Linked DNA regions of Homo sapiens: region 2 is linked to region 1. The links are chromatin loops, found by intact Hi-C in ENCODE. Cell type or tissue: HepG2. All regions are shown on one strand. Links, peaks and the distances in the headings refer to the core of each region. The heading gives the core; the rest is flanking DNA.

The links. Peaks named below come from ENCODE experiments on the same cell type or tissue, not always from the same donor. Only the 100,000 strongest peaks of a DNase experiment are listed, where the experiment ranks them.
Region 2: it touches region 1 in a loop (7-fold over the local background); 3 of 110 quality-filtered maps call a loop at or near these places.

The regions. Positions count from the first base shown.
Region 1 is chr16:48,518,374-48,533,385 of GRCh38, reverse strand. No RefSeq gene overlaps it. Among named protein-coding and RNA genes, the nearest start is that of N4BP1, 84 kb to the left of the region's middle. RefSeq lists a silencer at 5,044-5,220. In HepG2, for the core only: CTCF peaks have their summits at 6,239 (motif pointing left) and 6,704 (motif pointing right); DNase peaks (open chromatin) are centred at 6,715, 7,115 and 8,735; H3K4me3 peaks cover 1,030 bases.
Region 2 is chr16:48,402,999-48,418,010 of GRCh38, reverse strand. No RefSeq gene overlaps it. Among named protein-coding and RNA genes, the nearest start is that of SIAH1, 25 kb to the right of the region's middle. RefSeq lists an enhancer at 1,020-1,807. In HepG2, for the core only: no CTCF peak of the experiment used is centred there; a DNase peak (open chromatin) is centred at 7,870; H3K4me3 peaks cover 339 bases; H3K27me3 peaks cover 339 bases.

The DNA of each region.
Region 1 (15,012 bases), core at 3,468-11,467:
ACCACGCCCGGCTAATTTTTGTACTTTTTAGTAGAGACAGGGTTTCACCATGTTGGCCAGTCTGGTCTTGAACTCCTGACCTCAGGTGACCCGCCCACCTGTGAGCCATCGCACCAAGCCACAACCTCAATCAACTTTGTATGAATTTTTAAAAGGCTTCACTCTGGAATACTGTGCAGCCACAGAAAAGAATGAGATCATGTATTTTGTAGAAACATAGATGTAGCTGGAGGCCATTATCCTTAGCAAACTAACATGGGAATAGAATACCAAATACCTCATGTTCTCATTTATAGGTGGGAGTTATTAATAAATGAGAAAACTCATGGACACAAAGAGGGGAACAACAGACACTGGAGTCTATTGGAGGGTGGAGGATGGGAGGAAGGAGAAGATTAGGAAAAATAATGCACGACAAACCCCCATGACACAAGTTCCCTTATATAACAAACCTGTACAGGTACCCCTGAACTTAAAAGTTAAATTTGGAAAAAAAAAAAAAAAAAAGGTTGGCCAGGCATGGTGGCTTATGCCTGTAATCCCAGCACTTTGGGAGGCCAAGGCAGGCGGATCACCTGAGGTCAGGAGTTCAAGACCAGACTGACCAATATGGTGAAACCCCATCTCTACTAAAAATACAAAAAAAATTAGCTGGGCATGGTGGCATGTGCCTGTAATCCCAGTTACTCAGGAGGCTGAGGCAGGAGAATTACCTGAACCTGGGAGGCGGAGGTTGAAGTGAGCCGAGATCGTGCCATTGCACTCCAGCCTGAGCAACAGAGCGAGACTCCATCTCAAAGGAAAATAAACGGCTTCACTCATCTTCCTCCTGTACAGGACAGAACAGGACCCTTTTCATTGTATTTTGTTATTTTTAGTTATTTATGTATCTTTAGAGATGGCATCGAGCTACCTACACTGGTCTCTAACTCTGGCCTCAAGCGATCCTCCTGCTTCAACCTCCTAAAGCACTGGGATTACAGGCATGAGCAACTGGGCCAGCCAAGGACCCTTTTTAAAGAGCAGGGAGAGAAAGAGAGACAGAGACGGGGGTGGGGGGTGAGAGGCGTGGAGTGGAGAGAGAGTGTGGAAAGGCAGGGCCAGGGCTCCTGTGCATTGGAACACCTGATTTCCATGGCCGAGGAGAAATCATTGCCCACAGCCTTTGTCATGTTCAGAATTGCCAAGCCCGAGAGCTGGGGGGACCCTGCCTCCCCTAAGGCTTTGACCTCCTGCCAAGGGGAACCTCCAGAGAGCAAATCTATAGAAAACCAACTGGGCACAGCTTTCCAAGAAAAATAGAGCTTTTTTCTTTTCTTTAAAAATTGTATGAAATTGTCAGAATCATATGCCCAGGTGGTGGAGAGAAGTAGCAAAAAGAAGGCAGTTTCATGTTTGAAGTTGGAGTGCTGGAGGAATCGCGGCCAGCTGGCCTGTGCTCGGGATGTCTCTGCAGCCCTCTGCTCCGCTCCCTCTATGGGAGTGTGCTCCTCGCCTGCCCGTCCTGCACTTGGTAATTGCAACCATCTGTTCAGAGTGGAAACTCACACTTCCAGGCCCAGGCACCGCTGCTCTCTGGAGGGTCGTTATAGGGCAGTGAGGGCGGATGTCCCTCCCCGTGTCACCCACAGCCATCTCCTCTCAGTCAAGCACAGCCCAGTTCTGGTTCCAGCTCTGCTGTGGACTCCCTTGGGCTTGCCCCTTCCCTTCTCTGGGTGTCAGGGTCCAAGTGCGCGAACATACGTGAGAGTCCCCACCCGGCTGCTGGATGGGGCGGCTGTGAACCCATGGAGGACTAGGAGAGCACTGTGAGATTTGGGAGAGGCGGTGCTTCAGCATCAGCTCCAGGCCCCCTCTTCCAGGAAGTCTCCCGTGGAGCCCCACCTGAGTACATCAGCCTCTGGCAGCTTGTACTGTCCCTCCGTGCAGCTGTCATTTTTTGGGCAGCTTCTGTGTTCAGTCAGGCACAGGAAGCACATGGCTGTGAGCAACTCGGCATGGCTTCTGCCCTTGTGCAGCTGTGGCTTCAATCACTCAGCTGGCTGGCATCTCCCATTACTCCCACTAGGTTGGGGTACAGGGCAGTGAGCAGGGTCTGCACCTTGAACTTCTACATGTTTCCATCAAGAAACTTTTACTTGCAAGAACAAACACCCTCCCAACCTGGCTGACGCCAGAAGCAAATGTATCAGGAACACCGACAACATCTGCAGAAGCCAGGCCTGGCACCACTGCCGTCACTGCTATCCAGACACCCTCTCCATCTCTGCTGGGCCAGAGTCTAGGCCCAGTTGCCATTCTGGCCCTATCAGGTCTGGCTCTGCGCATCGTGGATGAGCCATGCCCTCATAAGCCTAGATCCCCATATCAGGATGAGAGCTGGGGGCTGACCTCTGAAGGCTCTTACAGTTCCAACCTGCCCTGATTCTTGGAATCTCCTCTTCCATCCAGAGGAGAGGAGGTCAACAGTAGGAAGAATAAGCCAAGGCTGCCTTAGAAAACAAAATGGCATACCTATCTACCCTATGACCCAGGAGTGCCATTCCTAGGTATTTACCTAAGAGCATGAACCATATGTCCACACACACACACAAGACTTGCACAAGAATGTGAATAGCAGCCTTCTTGTTCCTAATAGCCAAAGCTGGAAACAACCCAAGTGTGCAACAGGTAAGTGAATGCATCATGTAACTGTGGAACACCCATACAATGGAATACTATGCAACAGATACGCAGACTAGTACATACAGTATATGCAGACTGCACAGGCAGATGCAGCAAGGTGGATGAATCTCCCAGGCATTATGTTGTGTTTAAGAAGCCAGGCACAAAGAGTACACACTGGATGACTCCATTTATATAAATTTCAAGAACAGGCAAAACTACATGGGAACGGCAGCCAGAGAGTGGGGGGGAGGGGAAGCACGTGAAGGGACTTTCTGGGATTGTGGAAATGTCCTATATCTTGTTTTGCATGGTGGTTATATGGGTGTATACAACTGTCAAAACATCGAACAATTAGGGTCTGTGCATTTTAATGTATGTAAATAATGCTTTAATTTCTTAAAATGATTGCGACCAGAAAAGAAGCTAGAGCCCTCAGAGCAACACATGGGGCTGTGTCCTGCATGTCCAGCCAGGGCCTGCCCTAGGTGCTGAAGAGCTTATCTATCTTGTTAGAAGTTAGCAGTTTCCAGGCCAGGAACGTGAGAGTCCTACTTGGTCATTTTTCACAGGAACATCGTCAAACTAGAGGACCAAGGGAGTGAGGTGGGGAGCTAGGAGGACAGAAGGAACTCTTCTAGGATATCAGCCACAGCCTAGGAGAAGGGCTCATTTATCCTGTGAACATTTATTGAGCATGTACTATGAGCCAGACATTATGGTGGGCACTGGAGATACAGCAGTGACCGAAAGACATGGTTCCTGGCCTCAGGGAGCTTGCTGGGAGAGACAGACATTGAGTTACTGATCACCCCAACAAGCACCTCACCCCTGGGGCAAGGACTGAGGATAAGCACAGGGAGCTCCAAGATCACAAGCCTGGAGTCCTCACCTCACTTGGGTATGGGAAGGTCTCCTGGAGCCCTGAGTTCTGAAGGATGAGAAGACATTAGCCAGGCCAAGAGTGGGAGGGAGAGCATCCAGCCCCCCACCAAAAGTCAGAGCCAAGAGAAGCTAACACAGGAGCCACCAACTCCAGTGTCTAAGAGGGCCAGGCCAGCAACAAAGTGTGAAGAGGAGAGTGTGAGTCCCCATGGTGGAGGGGAGGGGGAAGCGCAGGTGCACTGAGCATGTGGCCATGGAGGGAGGAGGGGAGTTGGTTGTTTTCCTGTAGGATTGCAGGCCTGGTGGTGCCCCCTCTTCCCATTTTCCAGAAAAATGAGAAATCTGAAGTTGTTAACATGTCAACTCATATCAATTTTTAAATCTTGACTCAAATTTTTTGATTACTTTTATAGATTCAAAGCAATCCCAATAAAAATTCCAGCAGGCTTCTTTGGATGAAAATTTGCAAACTGATTGTAAAGTGTATATGGAAGGGCAAAGGACATAAAATATCCAAAAATAATTTTGAAAAAGAACAACCAAGTTGGAGAACTCACACTGCCTGATTTCTAGATTTATTATAAAGCTACAATATGTTATGGGCTTGTTTGTTTTTGTAGAGATGGAGTCTCATTATGTTGCCCAGGCTGGTCTTGAGCTCCTGGCCTCAAGCAATCCTCTAGCTTTGGCCTCCCAAAGTGCTGGGATTATAGGCAAGAGCCACTGCACCCCACCTAGGACATAATGTTATTGGCAAAAGGATGGACACAAAGATCAATGGAATAGATGGCAGTGTCCAGAAATAGGCTCACACAAATATGATTGACTGGTTCTTTTAAAACACTGTGGGCTGGGCACAGTAGCTCATGACTGTAATCCTAGCACTTTGGGAGGCCGAGGCGGGCGGATCACTTCAGGCCAGAGTTGCAGACCAGCCCGGCCAATATGGTGAAACTCTGTCTCTACTAAAAAATACAAAATAATTAGCTGGGCATGGTGGCTCACACCTATAATCCCAGCTACTCGGGAGGCTGAGGCATGAGAATTGCTTGAGCCTGGGAGGTGGGAGTTGCAGTGACCTGAGATCGTGCAACTGCACTCCAGCCTGGGTGACACAGAGCGAGACTCTGTCTCAAAAAACAAAAACAAACAAAGAAATCCCACTGTGATGACAATTCAATGGAGAACGGATATTCTTTTTAGCAAATAATGTGTCCACATGGTGGGCAGGCTCACTTTTAGATGGCTCCCAGGGTCCCTTGCCTTTTGGTGTTCACACCTTAGTGGAACCCCTCCCCTTGAGTATGGGTGGGACCTGTGATTTGCTTCTAATCAATAGAGCCTGACAAGCTACAGGAGGTCATTTTCATGATTATGTTACATTATATAAGATTCCATCTTGCTAGCTGACTACTCCAGACTCTCCTTGCTGGCTTGATTAAGTAAGCAGTTGTGTTTGGGAAGTCCATGTGACAGGGACTTGTAGGAGACCTCTAGGAGCTGTGAGTGACCAGCAGGGAGCTGGAGCCCTCAGTACTCCAGCTGCAAGGAAATGAATCCCACCAACAATCTGAATGAGCTTAGAACAGATTCTCCCCAGTCAAGCCTCCAGATGAGAACAAAGCCCAGGGACACCCTGATTGCAGCCTGGGGAGATTCTAAGAAGAGGATGCAGCCAAACTGTGCAGAGACTCCTGGCCCCACAGAAGCTGTGATAAAATAAATGTGTATTGCTTTAAGCTGCTAAGTTTGTGGTCCTTATGCAGCACAGAAAACTAATATAATCCATAAACCAAAAATGAACCTCCACCTATATTCATATCATATACAAAAATTAAATAGAAATGGATAATGGCCAGGTGCAGTGGCTCACGCCTGTAATCCCAGCACTTTGGGAGGCCAAGGTGGCGGATTACATGAGGCCAGCAGTTTAAGACCAGCCTGGCCAACATGGCAAAACCCCATCTCTACTAAAAATACAAAAATTAGCTGGGCATGGTAGTACAGCCACCCAGCTGTCTGTAATCCCAGCTACTCAGGAGGCTGAGGCACAAGAATCACCTGAACCCAGGAGGTGGAGGTTGCAGTGAGCAAAGATCCACTCCAGCCTAGGTGACAGAGCAAGGCTCTGTGTCAAATAAACAAAAAAAAGTGGATCATGTCTAAATGTAAAACTATAAAGCTTACAGAAAAAAAAATGAAAACACCGAATGTGGGTAGATATATTTGGACAGGGGGTAGCCAACATAGGAGCCCTGATGAGGGTGAGAGTGACGCAGGGAGAGCCTGGTTGAGGCCCATCAGGACTTGGGGTCTACAGTGCCTGAGGTGGTTTGGGGGCCCATAAGGACTTGGGGTCCACAGTGCCTGAGGTGGTTTGGGGGCCCGTAAGGGCTTGGGGTCTACAGTGCCTGAGGTGGTTTGGGGGCCCATCAGGACTTGGCAGTCCACAGTGCCTGAGGTGGTTTGGGGGCAGCAACAGCCTTGGCTCCAGGCTCTCTGGTCCCTCTTGTCTCCTCTCGCTTCTAGCCCCTAGTCCCCATATATTCTTTAGTCTGGTCCCAATCTGGTTGGCTTAGTTGATGCCACCCCATGGGCATCCTTCATAGGTGGCTTACCAGCATTTGGACGCATGGTCCCTGGGTCAGTGCACACCCTGGTGTAATCCATTTCCATCCTTGTGCACAGCCAGCCAGTTGCTGCCTCCTGGTGTGGGCCATGGAAGGGAAGCTGGACAAGAAAGGTCCAGTGAGGAGGAGCACATCAGAAAGGTTTCTTCTCTTTGCCTCAGTCTCCTCTGCTGCCCGACAAGGGGTTGATCCTCTTCCATGCCTGCATTCTGAGGTTACCTAGAGACAGGCCCAGGCTAGGGATCCTGTGGCCCTCTGGTGCTTCCCATGACAACCCTGTGGCCATTAGCCCCTGCCATGCTGCTGGGCTGCAAGCCCTGGCAAGGTGTAGTTGCCAGGAAGCCCCAGCTGAGAAGGCTGGCAAGCAACTCTGTCGAAGGTAGGTGGGAGAGGTGGTAGGGGCTGCTGAAAGCTACCTGGGAAGTGACAGGGCCTATTCCTTTCTAAGAAGCGCCTCCCAGGAAATAGGCAGCTCAGCCTTGAGTCATCACTGATAACCTGGGCCAAGGAGCCACCAGGTGGAGTCAACTCACCATCATCTGTGTGTGTCAGAGGTGCAGGGACCAGGAGAAGGGCGCACTGTCAGGTGAATGAACAGAATGGCGGCTTGTGACCCAAGTGGCACTTGTGGAGGGAAGTGCAAGGGGGTTCCACCAAGCCAGAGTTAAATGGAGGGTGCTGGGCACCCAGATTATGGGAGGTGGTGTCAGGTTTTATGCTCCCTTGGCTGATTCCCAGATCAGTCCCTACACAGCCCTAAAAAACAACCCCCACCTGCATTTTTTCACCTGCAGACCGAGCCGCCAGGGACCACCTGTATTCCGTTGCTTCCTAGAACACTTTGCCTTCCTCTATGCACAGCTTGGCACGTAGGGTTTCAGTGATGTCAACGTAAGCATAGCCTTAGCCCAGCACAGTGGAAGGATCAGCTAGCCAGTGGGTGGGGGCAGCGTGGGGTGGGAAATGTGACTCCTGGAATGTCCAAAGGTCAAGGAAACTTGTTTCAGGAAACAGGCTGACTGTTTCAGGGAATGCAAAAGGTAAATTTCACTGCATTTTATTCGTGGTCCTATAAACATGCCAACGTTTTCATCAAGCTAGAAAATTAGAATAAAGGAAACCTGGAACTAGGGATGGCAGGAGGGCACAGGGCACTCCCTTACCCCAAGCAAGGTCCATGCCACAGCACCCAACCAAGTTATGCTGGGTAGAGGGGAGGACGCCCCCTCCCCTGACCTCAGAAAAAGCCTCAGAGACAAGAAGACAAGGGAATTGGGTGGGAGCCTCCTGGGAGGGTACCGCCTCCAAGGAGAGATGGCGGCAAAGGTGCCTCCTGGGTCACCTAACGTGTCTGTTACTTGTCAGATGATGGTTGCTAAGGTATGGGTAGAGGGAAGCAGTTTGGGGTGGGGGTTGTTTGCGTATTTTGTTGTTTTGAGTCTTAGTCAACTTATATTCACTTCCAGTGACCTGAAGACGTCACGCTGCCTGCTTCCCTAGTGCTGATGAGGGGCCCTGGGGCAGTAACAGGAACCAACAGGTGCCTGAGCCTCAGGGTAACCTGGGAGTCTCCTTGGAGGAGAAACATGTGGGCCCTGTGGGAGTGGGCATGAAAGATGTGAGAGCACAGCCTGTGGGAGGGTGCCAAGGGACAGCACTGCCCATCCTCCAGGTGTGCCACAGGAAGCAGCTGGTGTGTCCAAAACAATGAGAAGAGGCCAAAGGAGACAAAGAGGAGGAAGTGCTGCCAGTGGATCAGAGTCTGAAATCCTCCCTGCACTGGTGGCCGTGGGGATCTACCCTTGGCTGCCACCTACTACTCTCTCCCCCTCCAGCCCCCTATACCACCTCACTCACTGTCACCTGCCGGTTCCCAGAAGGAGGAGACAGGACGTTCTAGGAAGGATTCAAATTCCACCTCCAGGTCACTGAGACAGGCTCCTGCCTCTTACCAGCTTCATTCATTCATTCATTCAAGGTTCATGTTTTGAACACAGAGCCAGGCACCATGCTGTGCTCACTGCTAGGGACAAAACAGTGGGCACAGCAGCCAAGGTTCCTGCCCTCGTGGAGCTAATGAGACGTCACTCAAATATGCATGCAAACAGGCATGGTGACAATGTGGTCAGTGCAAAGAGGAAACCAGTAGGGTGCTGTGAGCATCTCACAGAGGGAGGGGCAGGAGTGGGGAGTCGGCCCTCACATCTACTGCTGTGTAACAAATTACGCCCAAGAGCAGTGGCTTCAACAATGTTTATTATCTTCCACGTTACTGTGGGTCGGAAATGTAAAAAGGACACTGAGTCTGGCCTGTCTCTACTTCATGATATCTGAGGACTCAGATAGAGACTTGAAGGCTGGGTGCTGGGTGCTGGGATGACCCGAAAGATCATTCACTCCCTAGGGGCCTGGCTGGGGCCATCAGAGCTGGCGTTAGCCAGTTCTGGGAAGGTGCATTCCGGGCAGAGGGAATTGCCGGTGGGACAGCTCTGAGGTGTGGAGTGTACTTTGGATGGGGCAAGAGTGGAGGTTTCCTCTTTGCAGTGATCACATTGACATCATGCTGTTTACATGTGCATTTGAGTGATGTCTCATAAGTTCCACAAGGGCAGAGGGAATTGCCTGTGGGACAGCCCTGAGGTGTGAAGGGTACTTTAGAGGAATGAAGACAGATGCACCAGCTCTGCCTGCGTCTGAGAACCCACATGCCTGGGAAGAGGACCCATCCCATCTGAGGGTGCAAGGAAGGCTCCCAGAGGAAGCTGGGTAGGACTGGCAGGGTGGAGCTGGGAGCAGAGGGAGAGGCATTCGGGGGCACGAGCCAATGTGAGCCAAGGCCTGGCTGAGATAAACTACTTGACCTAGAGAAGAAACCTTGTCAAATACCTACAATAGGCACAAGTCCACCTGAGGCACTCCAGGTGAAAATGTGGTTTTCTTGGCATTTCTAAATCACATTTCTTGATCTTCTAAATCAAATTAAATCTGTTTGGAACCCCCATTTGCCAAAGTTGCAGAGACACCAGTGCCAGCCACATTTTGCCCCCTTCCCCATGCTAAGGCTTGCAAGGGCTCCAGGACTTTTCCATGCAGGCTCTCCAGGGCCAGGCCCCTCTGGACTGTCCCCCTCCGGGGACTCCTGGTTAGACTAATGGTTCATTTGAAGACAAATGTCTCTGTGCTTAGGGCTGCCACAGGGGTGTTGAGGTTGACATGGGATGTCACACCACTGCCGCCCTGGCCCAGCCACTCTCGGGTGCTGGGTGTGAGGGGTCCCGGGTCTCCACCAAGGGGAGAATTGCCACCTTCCTGGAATTCAGCTCCTTGGGTGGGGTCCATCCTCTCCCCACCTCTTAAGCCAAAGCCTCTCTGAAGAGTTCTGCCTGGAAAACACAAAGCCCCTCATTTTACCCCATGCTCCTAAGGAAGGTCACAGGCCTGACCTCCGCATTCCGTGGGGACGCACTGACCTCTGTGCAGTGTTGGTAGTAGTGGAAATCAGGCCCTGATCACATGTATAAGCAACTCATCCCGTCGCATCCCCTTGGTGACATTGTGGTGGTACCTCAGTTTCCCCAACAGTGAAGAGAAGGACTGGCCTAACTGTGCTGAAATACCGAGTGATTGGAGTCCTAGGAAGCATTAGCAGGGAGGGGAGAGCTCGCCCCAGGCCTGGTGGGCAGCACCTGCAGACAGTCCATCAGCTGCTCCCAAAAAGGCAGACAGCCACTGCCCAGTGAGAGCACGCCTCACCAGCCAGGGCCAGCCTCCTAAACAAAGGCGGCCTTTTCTTGTCTTCCCATATACCCTTCCAAAACAAAACCCAACACGCTCTTTCCAGCTGTCTGGTTGCCCCTGCAAGTTGCCCCTCTGGATGCCAGATGAGGACACCTTCCCTGGAGCCCTTAGGGATCCTGGCGGACCTGAATCCAGGAGCCAAGGCCTGCTCTGGAGCATGGAGGCAGGGGGCTTGTTTTTATTATTATTTTTTTCAGAGACAGGGTCTCATGCTGTCACCCAGGCTGGAGTACAGTGGCAAGGTCATAGCTCACTGGAGTCTCAAAATCCTGGGCTGGGGAGGGTGAGCAATCCTCCCACCTCAGCCTCCTGAGTAGCAGGGACTACAGGCGTGGGCCACTCTGCCTGGATCATTTTTTTTTTCTTTTTAAATTTTTCTAAAGATAGGAGTCTTACTTTCTTGACCAGGCTGGTCTCAAACTCCTGGCCTCAAGGGATTGTCCAGGCTTGACCTCCCGAAGTGTTTGGGATTGAAGGTGTGAGCCAACACACCCAGCCAGGGAGTGGATTTTAAGGTCTTTGGTGGCTCCATCTTGGGTGAAGTTTGGTGGCAGGGCCACCTCGCTCTTCCCTTGCACAAGATGGGGGAAGCTCAGCCTAGAGCTGGGAGCCTAGGCAGCCCAGTCCCTGGTGAGCCTGTCTTTAGCACTCTGGGCCCTGAGCTAGAATTCAGCTCTAGACTTCCATCCAAGCCTCACCAGTGGGAAGGGCTCTGGCCTGCCCCTGAGTGCCCTCTACATTTGGAGCCCAAGACTCCTCTCTCCTTCTGACCTCTCCATTGTCCTTTTACTTTTTCGTGTCTGTGTCTGCCACTCCACCCTCAGCCGAAAGTCATCCTCTCCCCTCAGTGCTGTGCCTGGAGTCAGGGCATCTTCTCACCGGATCCTGGGCATGCTCTGGGTTTCCAGGGCAATGCCAACAAACTCAGACTCTGTCTTGGGGCCAAATAAAAGCTTCCCACTTATCAATGGCTCCACCACCTGCCATGTGCCTGTTGAACAAGGTGACATCCACGTAAGTCCTGCTGAGTCCCCACCTCACCAAGGAGTCAGTCCAGGCCCAGGATTCAACGCAGGCCCATACACCTTCTCTCCACACATCTTTTCCTGCCCCACCACCCCCAACCCCAGCCTGCACTGCTTCGCTCCCCACCCCGCCCCTTGGTCTATTTGGGTTGGTAGGCGCCTTCTTCCGGGAAAACAGCACATCCTGTGGGTCAGGACAGGCCTCCCTCGAGAGCTGTCTCAGCCAGATGGCCCCCAACCCCAAAGCCTGGGCTGGGGCTTTCCAGGTGGCTTTTCCATAGAGCAGCCTGGTTCCCTCTGAACGCTGCACCCCACCCATCTGCCCCTGGGTAAAGCTGTTGGTGGGGAAATTGGGCCCCACTTTACCCGCTGTGGATCGAGAAACTCCCAGCAACCTCTGCTCCTCACTTCCCTTCTGCAGGACTGGAAATTGGGGTCCCCCCTAGGTGAGTCTCCCACCTTAGCCCCTAGAAAACTGTCAATTCCTGGGAATAAGCCAGCCCCATAGTAGGTGGGGTTGACTCCTGGGAGTACAGATTTCCACCTGGGACCCCCTTGCCTCACCACTCTGTCCTCTCCAAATTCCCTCTCCCAACCTTTGGAAGATGGTCTCAGAGTCACCCATGGTGGCTCCACAGGGCCTGACTGGTACGTGAAGACAGGAAGAATCAGGCACTGAGTCCCATCCTCTCTAGTACTCCCTTTCCTGTTTCCACTAGGACATTTTTGTGCATCGCATTGACTTGGTCGACAAATAACATCAACGATGAAATGGTTACTGAGCACGTACTATTTGCCAAGGGACACCGATGGTCCTGCCTGCAACATTTCAGTTAAGTTTGGAAACAAGCAATCAATGGAGGAATGAGCTGGTTCCAAGCTCCAAGTTCGAAGAGCTGGTTCCAAGCCTAAAGTTCGAGGTTCCCAGCCTGGCCTCTGCAAGCCAGTCTCCAACATGCTCCCTAGTGGGCCACATTCTTCCTCTGCTTAAAGCCCCTCAATGGGCTGGGCATGGTGGCTCATGCCTGTAATCCCAGCACTTTGGGGGGGCCAAGGCAGGTGGATCACCCGAGGTCAGGAGTTTGAGACCAGCCTGACCAACATTGTGAAACCTCGTCTCTATTTGAAATACAAAATTAGCTGGGCATGGTGGTGGTGCAAGCCTGCAATCCCAGCTACTCGGAAGGCTGAGGCAGAGAATCACTTGAACCCGGGAGGCAGAGGTTGCAGTGAGCAGAGATCGCGCCATTGCACTGCAGCCTGGGCAACAAGAGTGAAACTCCATCTCAAAGGAAAAAAATAAATAAATAAAAGCCTCCAATGGCTCCCCGTTTACCTGGGGTAGAGTCCAAATTCCTTAGTGTAGACTATAGGCCCTCCCTGTTCCTCCTGGCCTAGGTACCTGTTGTCCCCTCTGCAGGGACATCTCTCCACTCCACCTGCTTTGCTTGACATGCTCCGACTCCTCCTTTAAATCACTTTCTCCAGAACAGCTTCTCCGTAGCTCCCAGGCCACGTTACCAGCCCTCAGCGATGTCACCTGAGGAACTCTTCCGTGGGTTGTATCTGCTTGTTCATAGCTCTGTTTCTCCCCCAGTCAGTCTTTCTCACTGGAGGAACTTTAAATCAGCTTTTTTTTTTAAATGGAGTCTCACTCTGTTGCTCAGGTTGGAGTGCAGTGGTGCAATCTTGGCCCACTGAAACCGCTGCCCACTGGGCTCAAGCAATCCTCCCACCTCAGCCTCTCGAGTAGCTGGGACTACCAGTGTGCACCACCATGCCCAGCTAATTTTTGTAATTTTAGTAGAGACGGGGTTTCACCATGTTGGCCAGGCTGGTCTCAAACTCCTGAGCTCAAGTGATCTGGCTGCCTCGGCCTCCCAAAGTGCTGGGATTACAGACATGAGCCACTGTGCCCGGCTACCACCCCCAGAGATTCTGATTCAGCTGTCTGGAGTATGGCCTGGGCAGGGACAATTTTAAATCTCCTCCTGTGACTGTAAGGTACAACCAGGCTGAGAACAGCCGCACTAGACTGTGAACGCCCTGAGAGCAGCTGAGCCTTATTTATCCAGGTTCCCAAGGTCTGAGCTTAGCAGGCCTCCCTCCGCATTGCTGGGATGAACAACATGGCCCCAGGTAGTCCAGGGAGCCGAGATGGGTGACTGCTGAGTGCTGGGAGGCAAGAAGGAAAACTGCCTGGCATTCCTCTGCCTTTTTTTTTTTTTTTGAACTTTGTTTTGTCTTTAGAGACAGGGGTCTCACTATGCTGCCCAGGTTGAACCCAAAGTCCTGGGATCAAGCAATCCTCCTGCCTCAGCCTCCCTAGTAGTTGGGACTATTGGCATGCACTACCAGGCCCAGCATTTAAAAAATTTTTAAATTAGTAAATGTTATTTCTTAGAACAGTTTTGGGTTCACAGAAAAATCGAATGGAAAGTACAGAGAGTTCCCATATACACCCTGTTCCCACACATGCCCAGCAGCCTCCCTCACCATCAACATCCCCCAACAGATTGGTACATTCATTAAAAGTGATGAACCTGCCTCCACACACCATCACCCAAAGTTCATAGTTTGCATGAGAATTCATTCTGGGTATTGTGCATTCTATGGGTTTTGACAAATGTATAATGCCACGTGTCCACTACTGCAGTACCACACATTAGAGGAGTTGCCCTGCCCCAAACGTCCTCTGTGCTCCCCCTGTTCATCTTTCCCTCCCCTTAACTTCTAGCAACCACTGATCTTTTTTTTTTTTTTTTTTTTTTTTTTTTTTTGGAGACGGAGTCTCGCTCTGTTGTATAGGCTAGAGTGCAGTGGTGTGATCTCGGCTCATTGCTACCTCTGCCTCCTGGGTTCAAGCGATTCTCCTGCCTCAGCCTCCCAAATAGCTGGGACTACAGGCAAACGCTGCCACACCTGGCTAATTTTTTATATTTTAGTAGAGATAGGGTTTCACCATGTTGACCAGGCTGGTCTCGAACTCCTGAGCTCAGGCAAACTCCTGAGCTCAGGCAATCTCCTGAGCTCAGGCAATCCGCCAGCCTCGGCCTCCCAAAGTGCTAGAATTACAGGCATGAGCCACCACACCCGGCTGCAACCACTGATCTTTTTATTGCTCCCATAGGTTTGCCTTTTCCAGAATGTCATATAGTTGGAATCATACAGTAAGTAGCCTTTTCAGATTGGCTTCTTTCACCTAATAATGTTCATTTAAATTTCTTCCATGTCTCTCTGTGGGTTCATAGCTAATTTCTTTTTAATGTTGAATAATACTCCATTGTTTGAATGTACCAAAGTTTATTTATCCATTCACTACTGAAGGACATCTTGGTTGCTTCCAAATTTTGACAGTTATAAATAAAGCTGCTACAAACATCTGTGTGCAGCTTTTTTTGCTTTTTTGAGACAGGGTCTCACACTGTCACCCAGGCTGGAGTGCAGTGGTGCAATCATGGCTCACTGCAGCCTTGACCTCTCAGGCTCAAGCGATCTTCTCACCTCAGCCTTTTGAGTACTTGAAACTACAGGTGCACGCCACCACACCCAGCTAATTTTTCAACTTTTTTGTAGAGATGCGGTTGAGCTGTTTTGCCCAGGCTGGTCTCGAACTCCTGGGCTCAAGCAATCCTCTCGCCTTGGCCTCCCAAAGTGCTGGGATTACAGGCCTGAGCCACTGCACCTGGCCTATTGCAGCATTTCGTGTGGGCATAAGTTTTCAGCTCCTTTGGGTAAATACCCAGGAGTGCAATTGCTAGACCAAATGGTGAGATGATGTTTAGTGTTATAAAAACCTGCCAAAATGTCTTCCAAAATGGCTGTACCATTTTACATTCCCACCAGGAGTGAATGAGAGTTTCTGTTGTTCCACATCCTCATCAGCATTTAGTGTTGTTTGTGTTCTGGATTTTGGCCATTCTAATAGGTTCATAGTGGTATCTCATTGTTTTAATTTGCATTTCCCTGATGACATATGATGTGGAGCATCTTTTCATATGCTATTTGCT
Region 2 (15,012 bases), core at 3,291-11,290, 120 kb after region 1:
TGAGGGCACAGGCACCAGCCAACATCAAACCCATGCTTTCTGCTGGGTACCGCAGAAAGGAGGCATCTGGCTTTCCCCCTCTCATTCAGTCCCCGAAAAAAATCCATCTCAGTTGAGGGTGCAGGCCCAGAGAAGTGATGCCACTTGTCCCCACCTGCCTTGGCAGAGCAGTTATTCAAGCTCAGGTCTCCCAGCCTGTACCTGTCTGTCTACCATAGGCACTTGGTGAACACTTACCACCAAGAGCTTGCTCTTTCAACAAGGACTTTCATGGGCCTTTCCTCACTCCTAGTTTCTCTTTGGTTCCCTGAAATTGATTTATTCCCCTGCAGGAGAAAAGTCCCAACCTCTTACCATGAATTAGAAGGCCCTGCCCTCTCCCTCTCTCCCTCTCTCCCTCTCCCTCCCCGTCTCCCTCTCCCTCCCCGTCTCCCTCTCCCTCCCCGTCTCCCTCTCCCTCCCCGTCTCCCTCTCCCTCCCCGTTTCCCTCTCCCTCCCCGTCTCTGTCTCCCACTTTCCACGGTCTCCCTCTGATGCCGAGCCCAAGGTGGACTGTACTGCCGCCATCTCGGCTCACTGCAGCCTCCCTGCCTGATTCTCCTGCCTCAGCCTGCCCAGTGCCTGGGATTGCAGGCGCGTGCCGCCACGCCTGACTGGTTTTTGTATTTTTTGGTGGAGACCGAGTTTTGCCGTGTTGGCCGGGCTGGTCTCCAGCTCCTGACCGCGAGTGATCTGCCCGCCTCGGCCTCCTGAGGTGCCGGGATTGCAGGCGGAGTCTCGCTCACTCAGTGCTCAATGTTGCCCAGGCTGGAGTGCAGTGGCGTGATCTCGGCTAGCTACAACCTCCACCTCCCAGCCGCCTGCCTTGGCCTCCCAAAGCGCCGAGATTGCAGCCTCTGCCCGGCCGCCACCCCGTCTGGGAAGTGAGGAGCGTCTCTGCCTGGCCGCCCATCGTCTGGGATGTGAGGAGCCCCTCTGCCCGGCCGCCCAGTCTGGGAAGTGAGGATCGCCTCTTCCCGGCCGCCATCCCGTCTGGGAAGTGAGGAGCGTCTCTGCCCGGTCGCCCGTCGTCTGAGATGTGGGGAGCGCCTCTGCCCCGCGGCCCTGTCTGGGATGTGAGGAGTGCCTCTGCCCGGCTGCGACCCCGTCTGGGAACTGAGGAGTGTCTCTGCCAGACCGCCACCCCGTCTGGGAGGTAAGGAGCGTCTCTGCCCGGCCGCCCTGAGAAGTGAGGAGCCCCTCCCCCCGGCAGCCGCCCCGTCTGGGAAGTGAGGGGCCCCTCTGCCCGGCCGCCACCCCTTTTGGGAGGTGTACCCAACAGCTCATTGAGAACGGGCCATGATGACGATGGCGGTTTTGTCGAATAGAAAAGGGAGAAATGTGGGGAAAAGAAAGAGAGATCAGATTGTTACTGTGTCTGTGTAGAAAGAAGTAGACATAGGAGACTCCATTTTGTTCTGTACTAAGAAAAATTCTTCTGCCTTGGGATGCTGTTAAATCTATAACCTCACCCCCAACCCCGTGCTCTCTGAAACATGTGCTGTGTCCACTCCTGGTTAAATGGATTAAGGGCGGTGCAAGATGTGCTTTGTTAAACAGATGCTTGAAGGTAGCATGCTCGTTAAGAGTCATCACCACTCCCTAATCTCAAGTACCCAGGGACACAAACGCTGCGGAAGGCCGCAGGGTCCTCTGCCTAGGAAAACCAGAGGCCCTTGTTCTCATGTTTATCTGCTGACCTTCCCTCCACTATTGTCCTATGACCCTGCCAAATCTCCCTCTCCGAGAAACACCCAAGAATGATCAATAAATACTAAAAAAAAAAAAAAATGAAATGAATTGGCGAGCTCTTCTAATAAATAACCCCAATCACATTTTTGTTCTTTGAAAAAAAAAAAGAAGGCCCTTCAAGAACCGCCCTGTGCTTCCCTCTTCAGCTTTGCCTTCTAGTTTCACCTCGTGCCCCCAACCCTAGACTTTCACGTCAGTTCAAGTTTAATAAAACTTGAAGAAAAAACAACGAAGACTTATTTTGTGCTTACCATGAGCCAGGCACTATTCTAAGCAGTTTCACCTACACTGTCTCATTTAAAATTCTATGAAAGCCGGGTGCAGTGGCTTACTCCTGTAATCCCAACACTTTGGGAGGCTGAGGTGGGAGGACTGCCTGAGGTCAGGAGTTCAACACCAGTCTGGTCAACATGGTGAAACTCCGTCTCTACTAAAAATACAAAAATTAGCTGGGCATGGTAGCGCACACCTGTAATCCCAGCTACTCGAGATGCTGAAGCAGGAGAATCACATGAACCCAGGAGGTGGAGGCTGCGGTGAGCCAAGATTGCGCCACTGCACTCCAGCCTGGGTGACAGAGCGAGACTCGGTCTCAAAAATAAAAAAAAAAGAAAAAGAAAAAGAAAATAAATATATATATGTATATTTTCTATGAAGGAGATTAAATAACCCAGCCCATTTTATAGATGAGGGAGCTGAGCCCAGAGGGGTTATGAAATTTGCCTGAGGTCATACAGTCAGTGAGTAGCAGTTAGAATTTGCACCCAGGCAGTCTGACTTGAGAAAGTATAAAGGCTTAGCTGATACGTCCTTCAACTCTTGCAAATACTATTTCTTTCCATTTTTTCAGTGGGCCATCCTCTATCTGCCTTCCAGTCTTTGCACTTTATAGTTTCCTGTTCCTAATACACTCTCCATCTTGCCTGATTAACCCTACTCATTGTTCAGATTTCAGCTAAGATAGCACCTCTAGGCTGGTCACGGTGGCTTACGCCTGTAATCCCAACACTTTGGGAGACTGAGGTGGGCAGATCACCTGAGGTCAGGAGTTCAAGACTAGCCTGGCCAACACAGTGAAACCCTGTCTCTACAAAAATATGAGAATTAGCTGGGCACGATGAGGGTGCCTGTAATCCCAGCTACTCGGGAGGCTGAGGCGGAAAAATCGTTTGAACCCGGGAGACAGAGGTTGCAGTGAGCCAAGATCGTGACAATGCACTCCAGCCTGGGCGACAGAGCCCAAAATATACAATACTCTATGAGCATGTATTGTTTGTGTATATATATATATTTTTTAGATGAAGTTTCACTCTTGTTGCCCAGGCTGGAGTGCAGTGGCACAATCTCGGCTCACCGCAACCTCCACCTCCCAGGTTCAAGTGATTCTCCTGCTTCCGCCTCCCGAGTATCTGGGATTACAGGCTTGCACCACCATGCCCAGCTAGTTTTGTTTTTTTTTTTTTTTTTTTGGTAGTTTTAGCAGAGGTGGGGTTTCTCCATGTTGGCCAGGCTGGTCTCGAACTCCCGACCTCAGGCAATCCACCCACCTTGGCCTCTCAAAGTGCTGGGATTACAGGCATGAGCTGCTGCGCCCAGCCATTGTATATTTTAAAATAATTGACAACTGGACACACTGACTCATGTCTGTCATCCCAGAGCTTTGGAAGGCCAAGGCAGGAGGATCACTTGACCCCAGGAGTTTGAGACTAGCCTGGGCAACATAGCCAGACTTCATCTCTACAAAAGTTTAAAAAATTAGCCGGGCATGGTGGCATATGAATGTAATTCCAGCTACTCAGGAGGCTCAGACAGGAGACTTGCTTGAGCCCAAGAGTTTGAGGCTGCAGTAAACTATGATCACACCACTGCATTCACCTGGACAACAGAGCAAGACTCTGTGTCTAAAAAAAAATTTTACTTATATAAAAATAATTGAAGTGTTGATTTTTAAAAATGAAAGTAAGTAGAGTAGTTGCAGACTTCCTAACTGGCTCAGGGGTACTGAGGGGATGGTCCTGGCGGCTGGCCCTGTGCACATTTCAGCAAGTTGGCAGTCTTGCAGTCTTCCCCTCCTGACACTGCAGTTCCTACACCTTCTTAGAATTTCAGGCCATCTCAGCTTTCCCCCAAGTGACTCAGGAAGGGGAGTTTCCCATGCAAGGCTGTTTGCTGGCAACCCACAAGTATGATTCGGAAAGGATGCATCAATTTCAGATCCAGATCTGGCCAATTACACCATCACATTAAGAACAAATCTTAGGCCGGGCGCGGTGGCTCATGCCTGTAATCCCAGCACTTTGGGAATCCGAGGCAGGCAGATCACCTGAGGTCAGGGGTTCGAGACCAGCCTGGCCAACATGACAAAACCCCGTCTCTACTAAAAATACAAAAATTAGCTGGGCGTGGTGGTGCATGCCTATAATCCCAGCTACTGGGGAGTCTGAGGCAGGAGAATTGCTTGAACCTGGGAAGCAGAGGTTGCAGTGAGCTGAGATCACGCCACTGCACTCCAGCTTGGGCAACAGAGTGAGACTGTCTCAACTGAAAAAAAAAAAAAAAAGAACAAACCTTGATGGGAGGTGTGGGGGCAGGCGAGTGGGGTTTAGGAGGGACTCCTGGTTTCTGTTTTGTTGTTCTTTGTTTTTTGGAGTGTGTGTGTGTGTTTACATTTCCACATGATTTGAATTTTTACAATGTGTATACATTGCTTTTGCAAACAGAAAATTTTAAATATATAAACAGTACTTGAAAAACTGCCAGGTGCAACCAGCCTACCCAGGGCCGATTCTGTGTCCTACATGTAGAAGAGGGCCCAGCCCTTTAGATAAAAGGTGTGGCCAGGCACAGTGTCCCACATCTATAATCCCAGTACTTTGGAGGCTGAGGAAGGAGGATTACTGGAGCCCAGGAGTTAAATGACCAGCATGGGCAACATAGGGACCCCATCTCTAGGAAACAAAAATTTTTTAATTGGCCGGGTGCAGTGGCTCTTGCCTGTAATCCCAGCACTTTGGGAGACTGAAGCAGGCAGACCACTTGAAGGCAGGAGTTTGAGACCAGCCTGGCCAACATGGTAAAACCCTGCCTCTACTAAAAATGCAAAAATTAGCTGGACATACTGGTGCATGGCTGTAATCCCAGCTACTGGGGGGCTGAGGCAGAAGAATCACTTGAACCCAGGAGGCGGAGGTTGCAGTGAGCGGAGATCGCGCCACTGCACTCTAGCCTGGCCATGATAGCGCCTCAGCACTCCAGCCTGGGTGACAGAGCAAGACCTTGTATAAAAAAAAAAAAAAGATAAGAAGTGATATGCATCCAGAGAGCTCAAATGTGATTCAGGGGCACATCCAGGTTAAAACCCATGCTTAGGCAAAAGGGAACCACAAAGGATTTTGGGGGGTTTTGGTTTTGTTTTCTATCTAAAAGGAAAACGCAGGACACAGAGTTTTGAGGTGGATAATACAGTGTCTGGTCCTGGGCAAGCATGAGTGTTCCTAAATTGTTCTCTAGGCTTGCCCCAGGCATATTTTAAGTTTCCTGTAAGCATTCCAGGCTTAACGATGGATTTTTCCTAATTCATCCTGAGCACACCCTCCACCCTTCTCCCCAGTCTTTATATCTGTCTTAGTTTGGGCTATTATGGCTAAGTACCTTAGACTGGGTGGCTTATAAACAGCAGCAATATATTTCTCACAGTTCTGGGGGCTAGAAGTCTGAGATCAGGGTCCAAGCATGTAGGATTCTGGTGAAGTCCTTCATCCAGGTTGCAGACTGCCGACTTCTCATCGTGTCCTCACAAGGTGGGAAGAGGGCTGAAGGGAGCTCTCTGGAGTCTCTTTTATGACACTAATCTCATTCGTGGGGGGATCCACCCTCACGACCTAATTACCTCTCAAAGGCCCCACCTCCTATTACCATCATATTGGGAATTTTGGGGGGTGGATGCAAACATGCAGTCCATTGCACCATCATCACAAATGGCATCTACCTAGTGCCCAAGCAAGACACTTCAGTGTTTTTTTTTTTGTTTTTTTGGTTTTTTGATTTGTTTTTGAGACGGAGCCTTGCTCTGTCACCCAGGCTGAAGTGCAGTGGCATGATCTCAGCTCACTGCAACTTCTGCCTTCTGGGTTCAAGTAGTTCTCCTGCCTCAGCCTCCCAAAAAGGTGGGGTTACAGGCATGCGCCAACGTGCCCAGCTAATTTTTGTATTTTTAATAGAGATGGGGTTTCGCCATGTTGGCCAGGCTGGTCTCAAACTCCTGACCTCAAGCAATCCACCCAACTCGGCCTCCCAAAGTGCTAGGATTACAGGTGTAAGCCACTGCACCTGGCCCACTTAAGTATTTTAATTTTTCCTTTTTGCTCACCTCCTATATGCAATCCATAGCTAGTCCTATGGATTTTATCCCCACAATGTACCTCTAGGTTACCTTCTTCTGTCTACACCCAAGCTACAACCAAAGCCCAGATCATCCCTCACCTGGTCACTGCTACAGGCTGTCTGGTCTCCCTGACGCTGATGGTGCCCCTCTCCAACCCCTTGTGGATTTAGCATCCAGAATGCTCTTGCCCAGACACAAACCTGCTTGTCTGCTTACACTCTTGAATGGCTCCCCACCCATAAGATAAAACAGGAGCTCTGTAGCATGGTCTGCAGGACTGTCCCTGAACTCACCTCTTATTATTCCCCATATGCATCCACGGGCACTCTCCACAGGGATTCGTATCGGCACTGTCACGCTTCCACATCTGCATGTGCTTGTACTTCTGGGATCTGATTTTCATCTCCCTTTTTGTCCCCTCACCTCTCAGAATTTTTGTTGTTGTTGTTTTTACACAGAGTCTCACTCTGTTGCCCAGGCTGGAGTACAGTGGTGCAATCTTGGCTCACTGCAGCCTCTGCCTCCCGAGTTCAACCTCCCTGTAGCTGGGATTACAGGTGTGCACTACCATGCCCAGCTAATTTTTGTACTCTTAGTAAAGGTGGGGTTTCTTATAAATAATAATAAGAAGGCCGGGTGTGGTGGCGCATGCCTATAATCCAGCACTTTGGGAGGCTGAGGCTGGTGGGTCACTTGAAGTCAGGATTTCAAGACCAGCCTGGCTAACATGGTGAAACCCCATCTCTACTAAAAATACAAAAATTAGCCAGGTGTAGTGGTGCATGCCTGTAGTCCCAGCTACTTGGTAAGCTGAGGCATAAGAATCGGTTCAACCCAGGAGGCAGAGGTTGCAGTGAGCCAAGATCGTGCCACTGCACTCCAGCATGGGTGGCAGAGGGAGACTTCTGTCTCAAAAAAAAAAAAAAAAAAAAAGAAGAGTGTAGGGCTCGAAAACTAGTAATGCTAATTAACTAACTCTGAGAACATCACATCTACCACCCATCTTTCTCTAACCATCTAATTTTGTTAGCCATAAATACATTTTTGAGCTGCTTATTCCTGAATCCAACTCTTGCATAAATTGTTGTGAACAAATACATGCATTGCTCAGTTCTATTGAACCACATGTGAAGACGGTGGGGAAGGCTGGTGGTCCCAGACTGTTTTGGTGCTCTATTCGGGGGTAGATAATTTCCTGAACTGGGCCTAATTGCTTTGGCTGCCAAGTAACAATTTGTTTTTAGTGGAAAACTTGGCCGAGGCAAGGCTTGTGCAATTGTGCCCTCGCCCTTACCTAAGGAATTCTGTGCACAGAGGCTGTCCTGTAGCTTCTGAGGTAGTCATGTGTGTAGACACACACCTGTAATTAGTGTTCAGGAGGTGCAGAGGGAGGTCACAAAATCCTTGTGTGAGTGCCAAGGAAGGGGCAGGACTAGAGAAGGGAGGCTCCTGGCCTGCACTGGGAGCTCAAGGGCAGAGCCCACTTCCTGGATGTCACCCACGCTTGAGCTCTGAAAGACCCCAAGGAAGCCACCTCGCTGATGAGGAAGGGCGGATGAGAGGAACGCTGAGGGGGTAGAATGCATGTGGCTTCTGGCAGCCTCTCTCTGAGGATTGCTCAAGTGTGTATGCCATGAACCTTGGCCTGCTTCTGATTTGTTGCTGCATATTGGATAGTTAGTATGTGCAGCAGCCTGGGTGACTCATGAAAGTGACTGATAAGCCCTCTCTCTCTTTGCAGTAAGGGCAGATTCTAGCATTTGAGTCCACTTTGGGAAGGGTGGTGTGTGAGGTCAACGTAGAATATTCCAGGCTGGCCAGGCATGGTTGGCCCATGCCTATAATCCCAGCATTTAGGGAGGCCGAGGCGGTTGGATGGCTTGAGCTCAGAAGCGTGTCTGTAGTCCCAGCTACTTGGGAGGCTGAGGTGGGAGGATCGCTTGAGCCCGGGAGGAGAAGATTGCAGTGAGCTAAGATCAAGCCACTGTACTCCAGCCTGGGCAACAGAAGGAAATTCTGTCTAAAAAAAAAAAAAAAAAAAGATATTCCAGGTCGTCTTGAAGTTCTCTCTTGACAAAGTTCTCTTAAGTTCCATCTAACAAACAGTTTTGTCTATTTGTTTTTATTAAAAGGAGGAAGAAAACAAAGAGAAAAGAAAGCTCTTACTTTTCCCTCCTAGGATTATAAGAAACATTACCCAATTTTAAAGGACTTCAAATTCAAATGTTGAAAGTCAGATGTTAAATAAGGTTTGTAGGCTGGGCTTGGTGGCTCACGCCTATAATCTCAGCACTTTGGGAGACCAAGGTGGGCAGATCCCTGAGGTCAGGAGTTTGAGACCAGCCTGGCCAACATGGTGAAACTCTATCTCTACTAAAAATACAAAAATTAGCCAGACATGGTGGCACACACCTGAAGTCTCAGCTACTCAGGAGGCTGAGGCAGGAGAATCACTTGAACCCGGGAGGTGGAGGTTGCAGTGAGCCAAGATCACACCACTGCACTCCAGCCTGGGTGACAGAGTAAGACTCTGTCTCAAAAAAATAAAATAAAAAATAAATAAGGGTTTGTAGAGATATCCTATAAACATAGAAGTTTCTCCAGCTCTAACATTTTAAAATTCTATGAATCTCAGATTTGTGTCACTCCAATATGTCCAGTAAAGTAGAAGGAAATATGACTTTGAAATTCACTAAAATGAAAAGATGGAAGCTGTATCTTTGCTGAATCCATGTCCTGAAATAGCTTTATAGGACAGGTAAAGCATTTCTGTTCATCTCTCCAGTAAATACTCGCATCTTGCAGCTGCCTCTCCGCGACCAGGGAAAGGAGAGCAGGCTTCCCAAGGAGGAGTGAAGTGGAGTCATTTCACAGGCACCCAGCCTCCCCTCACCCTGTTCTCTTTCTTCCTCTACAGTTGCCTTTCCCTGCAGTGGGACTGGCAGCCATCCAACACTTCTGCATTCTTCCAGTTGTCTCCCTTGTGTGGCCTTCCTTAGCTGCTTAGCACCATGACTCCACAAACCCACAAACACACAGCAGCCATCAGTTTAGTCCACATTTCTTAGGCATTAAAGACCCAATCTGGGCCGGGCGTGGTGGCTCATGCCTGTAATCCCAGCACTTTGGAAGGCCGAGGTGAGCGGATCACCTTAGGCTAGGACTTCGAGACCAGCCTGGTCAATATGGTGAAACCCCATCTGTACTAAAAATGAAAAAATTATCCAGGCATGGTGGCACATGTCTGTAATCCCAGCTACTCAGGAGGCTGAGGCAGGTGAATTGTTTGAACCTGGGAAGCCAAGGTTGCAGTGAGCCAAGATGGTGCCATTGCTCTCCAGCCTGGGTGACAGAGCAAGACTCTGTCTCAAAAAAAAAGACCCAATCTGACTCCAGTTGATGTGTCCAGATTTACCTCCCCAAAACAATCCCCTTATCCAGCCTCCATTTCCCTGTGCCCCTCCAGCATGCATGCCCCCTCTCCTCCCCTCTCCACACTCCCTTTCTCCTCCCATCTCCTGCATCCAACTGAAGCACTGCCTTCTCTTTCTGATGTGCCCCTACACCGAGTCTCAATTTTTCCATGCATGCTTTTTTTTTTTGAGACAGGATCTCACAGTGGTGTTATCACAGCTCACTGCAGCCTCAACCTCCTGGGCTCAGATGATCCTCCCACCTCAGCCTCCCAAGTAGCTGGGACTCTAGGTGTGCACCACCAAGTCCAGCTAATTTTTTTTTTTTTTTTTTTTTTTGGAGAGACAGTGGTCTCACTATGTTGCTCAGGCTGGTCTTGAACTCTTAAACTCAAACCATTCTCCAGCCTCAGCCTCCTAAACTGCTGGGATTACAGAGGTGAGCCACTGTGCCTAGCCTTACTTCTGCATTTATTCAAATGATCGTGTTCTAGTCACCTCCCTGGTGAGATGGTAGATTCCTTGAGGGTAGGGATGAAAGCTCATGCATTTTTCTATTCTCCACTGAACTTAGTACAGGAAGCAAAACAATATATTTTTTAATGGGTGAATGAATTTGTAAAAACTTTTTATTTGGTCCAATTACTGATTTTCCCCCTCTCACAAAACAAACTATTTTTTTGTAACACAGGAGGAAGAGGAGGGACTAATATCTGAAATGTTTACCTGGCCCTGAAATTTTCTCTCCTTTTATTTGATATGAGAACTTATCTTTGTCTTTATAATAAATTATATCTTATTTTTAGTATTAAAAAATCTTCTCAGCTGGGCTCTGTGACTCATGCCTGTAATCCCAGCACTTGGGAGGCTGAGGCGGGCAGATCACCTGAAGTCAGGAGTTTAAGACCAGCCTGGCCAACATGGTGAAACCCCGTCTCTACAAAAATACAAAAATTAGCTGGGCATGATGGCAGATACCTGTAATCCCAGCTACTGAGGAGGCTGAGGCAGGAGAATCACTTGAACCTGGGAGGCAGAGGTTGCAGTGAGCCGAGATGGTGCCATTGCACTCCAGTCTTGGTGACACAGTAAGACTCCGTCTCAAAAATAAAATAAAAATAAAAATAAAACCTTCTCATTATAGGCCAGGCGTGGTGCTGACACCTGTAATCCCAGCACTCTGGGGGACTGAGGTGGGTGGATGGCTTGAGCCCAGGAGTTCTAGACCAGCCTGGGCAACATAGTGAGACCCCCATCTGTATAAAAAATTTAAAAATTAGCTGGGTGTGGTGGTGCATGCCTGTTGTCCTAGTTACTTGGGATGCTGAGGAGGGAAGATCGCTTGAGTCCAGGAGTTTGAGACTACAGTGAGCTAAGATCACAGCACTGCACTGCAGCCTTAGCAACAGACCAAGACCCTGTCTCAAGTAAATAAATAACTTTTTATTATAAAGTCATACAACAAGTTATTTAATAAATTATAACAATACACAAGCGTGTTGTGTGGGAACAAAATTCCCCCACCCCAGGTTGCTCTTTCAGGATTATGAAAGAGAAACTCCATGATGCTGCCCAGAGCCATGGATTAGGGGGGATATCGGTCTAGATGAGCGTACAAAACGTACTACCCACTATGAGTGCATATGGCAAGACCTTTACTTCCCAGATGGAAGTTCCCTGAGCCTAAGGAATCCATCTGACTTGTGCAGCTTCTGAGCTCGCTGGATCTGTTCTATTCTCTGTGCAGTGGGGCTGACCATGGTGACTATCTCATAGGGTGGTAATGATACTGCAGGAGCATGGGAGTTGCTCAGCACAGCATCTGGCCCAAAGCAAGGGTTCAACCCATGTTTGCAGTCAAAATACAGCATGGCCCAGAGAACAACGTTGCTTGGACACCTGTAATCCCAGCACTTTGGGAGGCCGAGGCAGGTGGATCACCTGAAGTCAGGAGTTCAAGACCAGCCTGGCCAACATGGTGAAACCCCATCTCTACTAAAAATACAAAAATTAGCCAGGTGTGATGGCTCATGCCTATAGTCACAGCAACTCCGGAGGCTGACGCAGGAGAACCACTTGAACCCAGGAGGCAGAGGTTACAGTGAGTTGAGATCACACCACTGCACTCCAGCCTGGGCGAGATAGCGAGAAAAAAGAAAAAAAAGGTTGGAGAGCAGAGACTGAAGGCTGAGGGGAGTGCAGCATGGCTTCAACTGTCCTTCCTAGCATGTTTGACAGAGTCAGTGACTTGTAATTGAAAGTGGTAAAGAAATAAAGGAGATAGGGAGGCTGAGTGGTGGAAAGAAATGAACTTCGGACCCAGACAGACCTCAGTGTGAAGGCCAACTACATGACTGCCTATTTGTAATGACTTTGGTTGCATTTCCTGAACCTTATTTCCTCATTTATAAAATGGGCAAACAGTATACCTGTATACCAGTATACCTAGATTGTGAGGATTCAACGAGTTAGTGTGAAGTGGCTGGCACATGGTAGTAGATATCTAATAAATGTTAACAGTTTTCCTAGAGCGAGCTTTTGTTTTTTTGTTTTGTTTTGTAAAGTTTGTGTAAACACACAGAATTAGAGCTGAAAGGAGTTTCTAGGCCAAGACCTTCAGTTCCCAGATGGGGAAACTCAGAAAGAAGGTGCATGACTTGCCTGAGCTGTTTTCCAGCTCCCAGGCCATGGTCTGGCCCCCATCCCCAGGGGTCACTGTGACCTGGCTCCCCTGAGCCAGAAGGAGGCCATCTGAGATCCTCCTCTAGGGAAAGTTGGAGAAACCTAACCCTGCTGGGAGTTTTGTCACCAATTAGTTTAATGGACTCTTTTGTGTGGACCTGGCCAGGGAGCAGGAGGGGACAGGATTTATTTGCCTTTTCCTTTCACTACCTGGGCTTCCCAAATGCACATCCTTATGTTGACTTTGAGGCCCTCAGTGTCAGGACATCTATGCTTGCCCACCGCTATTGCTGTAACAAGGTTTTGAAGGATGCCAGGTGCATAATGTCCTGCCTTGTGTCTTTCTCTCTCTCTCTCTCTTTTTTTTTTTTAGGCAGAGTCTCACTCTGTCACCCAGGCTAAAGGGCAAGGGTGCAATCATGACTCACTGCAGTCTCCAGCTGCTGGGTTCAAATGATCCTCCCACCTCAGCCTCCTAAGTAGCTGGGACTGCAGGCATACACCTCCACACCTGCCTAATTTTTGTATTTTTTTGTAGAGATGGGGTCTTGCCATGTTGCTCAGGCTGGTCTCAAACCCCTGGGCTCAAGGGATCTGCCTATCTTGGCTTCCTAAAGTGCTGGGATTACAGGCATGAGCCACCACACCTGGCCCTGCCTTATTTCTTAATACCCAGAGGAAAAAAAAATGTGACCACTCAGATCTTGCACTCATATTTTTTTCTTCCTTTTCCTCCAAATTCAACCAAGGCAACATCTTATACTCTTTCCAAGAAAAACAACAACAACAGCAGCAGCAGCAGCAGCACCACTGTAATTCTCTAACATAGTTTTTTAAAAAATCACACAAAAAATGATGTGAAAGATGCTAAATTAGACTTGCCTAATGAGATGCCTACTTACCCTGGGTTTTGCTTCATGTCTCAGCCCTGGGCACTCTCAGTCATGGCCTTTGGGTCTTGCAACACTTGTCAAGCTCAAGCTCCCAAAGGAATTCTAGAAATCTGTTAGATCCTCCTCGCACCCCAACTCCCTTCAGTACCCAGTGTTCAGGATTAGTGGCAAGGGCCTAGTTTTTGTTTTGTTTTGTTTTGTTTTTTTGAGACGGAGTCTCACTCTGTTGCCCAGGCTAGAGTGCAGTGGCACTATCTCGGCTCACTGCAACCTCTGCCTCCCAGGCTCAAGTGATTTTCTGCCTCAGCCTCCCGAGTAGCTAGGATTACAGGCGTGTGCCACCACGCTTGGCTAATTTTTGTATTTTTAGTAGAAATGAGGTTTCGCTATGTTGGCCAGGCTAGTCTCAAACTCCTGAACTCAGGTGATCCACCAGCCTCAGCCTCCCAAAGTGCTGAGATTACAGGTGTGAGCCACTGTGCCCGGCCTGGCTTAGTTATTTACTACGTGAATAACTCATTCTCTTGGACCAAGCATCTTGCAGGGGACTGAACACCCCAAATCTATTTTCATGTAAATATCCTGTGCTTTTCCACTACATTGTATTCTATCAGGTGAGGATGAACAGAAGCTTGCACCATTAATAACTAGAGAAAGAAACAGGTAACCCGGGCAGGGGAACCCAGCATTTTTTCTCTTTGTGTTTAGAAAATCACCTTGGTTGGCATATTCAGCCAGCAAGAAAGAGAGGATCATCAGGCACAGTGGCTCACACTTGTAATCCCAGCACTTTGGGCGGCCGAGGAGGGCAGATCATGAGGTCAAGAGATCGAGACCATCCTGGCCAACATGGTGAAACCCCGTCTATACTAAAAATACAAAAATTAGCTAGGCGTGATAGCTTGTGCCTGTAGTCCCAGCTACCTGGGAGGCCGAGGGAGGAGAATTGCTTGAATCCGGGAGGTGGAAGTTGTTGTGAGCCAATATTGTGCCATTGCACCCCAGCCTGGTGACAGAGCGAGACACTGTTGCAAAAAAAAAAAAAAAAAAAAAAAAAAAAGGATCAAGGAATTATCTACAAAATGGAACCTTTTAAAACTCTAGAATGTCTTAAAGATATCCCCAACACAATGATCCCTGATGCTCTATTTCTATTTTCATCCTATAACTTTCCTTCAAGGAGTCTATAAAGCATCAACTCAAAGTGACAAGAAGTGGACACATATTCTAAGGGAGCTCCCCAGGACAAAAGGAAGATGGAGGAAATGGTCTCTGAAGGTATGTGTGAAGGTGCTAGACAGGAAGTTGTCCCTGCCCAGCCCTGGTCACAAAAAAAAAAAAACCTCTTTCATCCCAGCCACATCACAAACAAAACAGAGACATTTTGCACATCACCAATCAGTCTGGAATGACCTTTATGACTTTGGAATTGTCCTATCTCCTTCTATTCTCCACCATACCTACTTTATACCTTTCTTCAGTAAAAACTTCTCAATAACCTTTGCCATCTGCTGTGGGGAAACCAAACACGGAGAAGTCACAGTTGCTGTGCAATTTAGTTATGGAGACAAGACAGGGAGACCTTTAACAAAGAATAAAAATGAGGGGATGCTGGCCCAACTGTATCCCTTGTGCATATCTAAAAATAAAGGGGATCAGTGTGTAGATGAGTGGATTAAAACAAAAACAAAATAAGAAAATAAAAGTAAAGGGGAAATTAGCATAAGTTCTCTTGCAAAAAAAAAAAAACCAACCTGAGATTTTCTGAAAGTGTACTCTTTAGATTGGCTCTTGAAAGAAATGAGGGCTGGCCATGGTGACTCACGCCTGTAATCCCAACACTTTGGGA